Regions from separate parts of the Mus musculus genome. Here region 1 is linked to region 2. Evidence: chromatin loops called from intact Hi-C (ENCODE). Cell type or tissue: left cerebral cortex. All regions are shown on one strand.

Region 1 (2,500 bases), 180 kb after region 2:
GATAGTTATCCATGACATCCCAAGCCAGTGCCCAGGAGATTCATTCGGAGATCCGTAATCCCATCTACACAGACCGTTTCCCAGAAAGGCTGTGTTTTTTTAAACTTTCACATTTTTAAAATTTGTTTATTGGCAGCAGTGGTGGCAGAGGGGTGTTGCATGCCACAGAAGCCAGGTGGCAGTCACAGGACAACTTGCAGAAAGTCCCTGTAGGTTCGGAAGACTGACTGGGCTCTCCAGCTTGGCAGTAGGCACCTTCACCCAGAGCCATCTTCCTGGCTAAGGGACAGTTCTTCCACAAGCCTTTCTCCTAACTGAATTCCAAATTCTTTTTTTTTTTTTTTTAAAGATTTATTTATTTATTATATGTAAGTACATTGTAGCTGTCTTCAGACACTCCAGAAGAGGGAATCAGATCTCGTTACAGATGGTTGTAAGCCACCATGTGGTTGCTGGGATTTGAACTCTGGACCTTCGGAAGAGCAGTCGGGTGCTCTTACCCACTGAGCCATCTCACCAGCCCAAAATAAATTCTGTTTTTTTTTTATTTGTTTGTCTATCTGTTTGTTTATTTTAATGTACACTGTGTACTTATTTTTTTATAAGTACACTGACGCTATCTTCAGACACACCAGAAGAGGGCATCTGATCCCATTACAGATGGTTGTGAGCCACCATGTGGTTGCTGGGAATTGAACTCAGGACCTCTGGTAGAGCAGTCAGTGCTCTTAACCGCTGAGCCATCTCTCCAGCCCCTGAATTCCAAATTCTAATAGACCTGAATTAACAGATCTTTGAGAGCCAGGTACCTTGCTGGGCCCTAGAACTACAACTGTCAATCACTCCCTGAAGGCCATTTCTCTTGCTAAGAATCATGTAAATGTGGAATGACAGTTCAAGGGATACATGTATATTGTGACCCACCTCCACCCTGCAGCCAGAGGCTCTGGTGGCAACTGCCTATTCTAGAACATAATCCACTGTAGTACATCCTACCTGTTCTGGATTGGGCTCCACCTCCCTTGGAGCCAGGCCCTGGCTTCCACAGCCTGTGTGCTCAGAGGGCTGTCATGTTGATGAAAATACCGGGGAGCCATCTGCAGGGTTCTCCCTCTCTCGGGCTTCTCTGGAGCCTGAAATAAACGAGAAAGAGATGTTCCTGGCAGGGTCTGCTGAGGAGTTTCACGGCAGGAATAAAAATTGGCTGCGGTAGCAGAGAAATCCTGGAAGGGAGAGGGATTTCTAGGCTAACACACCTCTAGGAAAGAACGTAGGTGTGAGGTTGGGGAGGAGGTGAGCCCGCTGTCCCCCCCATGTCTGCATGCGCCTCCTGCATTCATGCATATGGGAGCATACATGCCAACACAGGTGTGTGCACCTGCCTGCCCCAGGCAAGTACAAGCATGGGTTTGAGGAGCCCAGCAGACACCCCCATCCTACATTTTCTCCTACTGATCACAGCTCCATCTATCACCTTCAAGCCCACCTAACATCTGGAGACACCTCTGATATATTTCTACCAAACTGGGCTCGGCACCCCTCCAGGGCCTGGGAGAGAAGCCAGGTTCTCCCTGGCTCCCTGGGCATTCTTTAGAAGCTGGCATGGCTCCAGGCCCACCTGGCAGCATGTTCTGGCTTCCCTTGTCTTCTCCATCTGCCCTGTGATGTGGCGGCGTGACCCCCAAGCCAGCCAGATGCCACATCCACAGAGTAACAGACCCAAATCAGCTGGTGGGTGGCTTTTCCCAGACTCTGTCGCAGCTTTGGCTGACTCCAGATGTGCCTCCAGATGTGCCTCTGCCAACCCCGCCTCTGGGTGCTGCCTCCTGACTCCTTCTCCTCCCATCAGAGTCTGGCCTCAATCGAGGCTCCTTTACGCAGCAGAACTTTGCTTAGTGACCCAAGTGATGCCAGCTCTCAGGAGTAAAAGGCAAAAAGATCAGAAATTTCAGGCCATCCCTTGCTACAGGAACTCTGTCTCAAAAATAACAAGATGCATGGCCTGTCAAGAAGTTGATAGCCTCTTCTCCTCTCCTACCTCACCCCAGGTGGGATCTCCTCGGTCTAGCTTTGGGTAACCCACCTCAAACCCCAAAGGGCAGTAGATCTCTGGACCGTTCAAGGATCATAAACCCAAGAGTCCCACCAGGATTTTCCTGGGAAGCTCTAGCCTTCATCTGAACTGGCAAGAACCCAGGAATTTACACGCTGAGACATGCACATCTGAAACCCCTGGTATCGGCCAGGCATGGTGGCGCACGCCTTTAATCCCAGCACTTGGGAGGCAGAGGCAGGCAGGTTTCTGAGTTTGAGGCCAGCCTGGTCTGCAAAGTGAGTTCTAGGACAGCCGGGTCTACACAGAGAAACCCTGTCTCGAAAAAACAAAAAACAAAAAAACCCTGGTATCACACAGGGGGTTTGTGGGGTTGAATCCAAGCTAGAAAGTACTGCCCTTGCCTGAATCAAGCCACGTGTCAATGGATTTGTTGTTTTTATGGTT
Region 2 (2,500 bases):
GGTCAGTGAATAAGTTAAGAAGCAGCAAAAGGAAAAGACGTTTTCACTGAAGATCAAAGGCCTGCATCTGACCAAGGCTCTGCTGTTAAGTAGCTTTCTCACCTTTTAATCTTTTGAAAACTGTTTTCTAGTCTTTGGATTTCTATAGAATTGCTTCCAGCTTGGGCTTTCAAAGGTTCATCCAAGCAGGAGAGATGGTTCAGTGGTTAAGAGCAATTATTGCTCTCGCAAAGGACCCAGGTTTGATTCCCAGCACCCACATGACAGCTTAGAACTGTCTGTGACTCCAGGTCAAGGGGATCTGATACCCTCTTCTGTCCTGGGCTCTGGCACGTACACGGTGCACACACATTGCTCAAGCATACTCATATATGCATAAAATGAAAAATAAATCTTTAAAATTCAAATGTTCACACAAGCTATCTGTGCCTAACTGATATGGGCACAATGAGCTACAATCTTTGTCATAATTAGATCAATTTTCCATCTCCTCTGTGTGTATGTGTGTGTGTGTGTGTGTGTGTGTGTGCAGCATATGTGTGAGAGTCAGAGGGGAACCTCAGGTGTTGGTCTATACCTTCCACCTTGTTCAAGGCTGTTCCGACTGTGTATGCCAGGGTAGCTTCTAGAGAGTCTCCCGTCCCCACCCTACATTGGGTTTCAGGGATTTGAACTCAGATCTCCACATTGGCATATTCAGAAGTCTTCCCATCCCCTCCCCCACTAGCCATCTCCCCAGTTCCAATTTTGTAATTTTTAGACAGGCATATAAAGGAAGTATTATCCCTAGTGTTTCCAAATATAGAGAAATTGAGAGACTATGCTCTTCGATTTCCTCAAAGCAAACTAACTTCAAGGGGTCTTTTTTTGTATGCTTGGGGTGAAGCTCCGGGTTTTATATTAGGCAAGTGCTCTACCGCCTGTTACATCATACCCAGTAAGCTCACTGTCCAGAGTCCATTCCCTTTAGACACCAAGCTAACCTGTTATTCCTGGCTTGTAGTGACCTCGTCTATTGCTAGAAATCAGAAGGTACCACTGAGCCTTCATTTGTTTGGTGAAATCATGGAGTTACATTAACAAGCCGTTTCCCCAAACTATGGCTCTCTACCCACTTGTAATACACCCGTGCACAGGAACATTTTCTGAAAGTCAATGTTTCCTATCACTTGCTCCAAAATTAAACCAGAGATACATCATTCAGGAAGAAGCCAGATGCACTGAAGAAAGAAAAACCTGCTTTATCAGAAGGGGCAAGCTTCTCTCACATCCCATAGCAATTTAAATTCATTTGCCGGAATGTTAAATACAACCAGTCTTTTAGTTGGGTCCCTTCACATAAACACCAAGTTAGCATAAATGCAAAATAGTTCACATGATTAAATCTTTATAACACCATAATTTATCTTATGTACACACACACACACAGAGAAAGAGAGAGAGAGAGAGAGAGAGAGAGATCTTTTACTTGCTGATACTTCTACATTTTTTCTGGAGTTCTCAACTCTCATCATCTCTCTAAGGAAGCTGGCTTGTATTGCCCCAGACTCTTAGTGTATTTAGTTCTAAAGGATAGTATACAGAATAAAGGGAAATTTTAATTTTGTTTTTAATAGGACCTATATAATTCAGGCCTAGCTCTGGTGGAGAGAAGGGGAGGAGAGGTCCATTAGCATTTATTGTGCACCTGCTTTATGCTAAACATGTCTGGAAACAGTGTCTCACACAAGCCCAGAAACAACAAGGCTTGCTCATAAATTTACTTTTAATTTTAGAAATGAGAAAACTAAGGCTCAGGGAGGTTAAGCTACACTCTCGAGTTATCAGACTGGGACTGAAACAAGTGCTGCCTGACGCCAAACTCCCTTTCCATTTTATTGGGCAGCTTGGTCTCGTGAAAAACACACTCATAAAAGGGTATTAGCATTTTATGTATTACAGGGGATTAATCGGGATCCTTTAGCGCCTCCAGCACTGAATCCCTTGTGCACACTCTCATGCAACACACACACACACACACACACACACACACACACACACACACACCATTCTGAACTCCCCTCGGACTGAAATTCAGCACCGAGGATAGTTCCTGAGTCATGTTTGCAGGAAGCTGTCCTTGAATTCCGTGCTATTGAGCACACGCCCCCACTCTTGACTTCCCAAGTGGCTAAGAGGGGAGGAAATGCAGAAGAGGGGGAGGGGGAAACTGTATAAGATAGGTTCTTCTGACATCGTGGTGGAAATTAGCACATTTCCCAGAAGACCAAGATAAAAATGCATGTGAGAAAGAACCAGGGAGCCAAACAGATGGGGCAATAAAATGGAGGTAGAACAGCTCATTAGGATTCCCAGCACGTGGGCTTGGGTTAAGTCTGTACCCGGCTCTGGGCTGCCCCGGGACCAGCCGACATAGTGAATGAGTGGGTGGTTACTATGCTGTTGCACCGGTTACACTAAGAGATTAGGTGGCAGTGATTCACTGCTGCAGATCTGCACG

Evidence for each region. A loop is a pair of places that touch in the nucleus more often than their neighbours do. Peaks named below come from ENCODE experiments on the same cell type or tissue, not always from the same donor. Only the 100,000 strongest peaks of a DNase experiment are listed, where the experiment ranks them.
Region 1: a loop joins it to region 2, with 4 times the contacts of the local background. A loop is called at or near these places in 6 of 42 quality-filtered maps.

The regions. Positions count from the first base shown.
Region 1 is chr5:144,718,903-144,721,402 of GRCm38, forward strand. No RefSeq gene overlaps it. Among named protein-coding and RNA genes, the nearest start is that of Tmem130, 41 kb to the right of the region's middle. In left cerebral cortex, a CTCF peak has its summit at 1,124; DNase peaks (open chromatin) are centred at 1,125 and 1,543; H3K27ac peaks cover 209 bases.
Region 2 is chr5:144,540,741-144,543,240 of GRCm38, forward strand. No RefSeq gene overlaps it. Among named protein-coding and RNA genes, the nearest start is that of Nptx2, 3.9 kb to the right of the region's middle. In left cerebral cortex, no CTCF peak of the experiment used is centred here; DNase peaks (open chromatin) are centred at 1,188 and 2,478.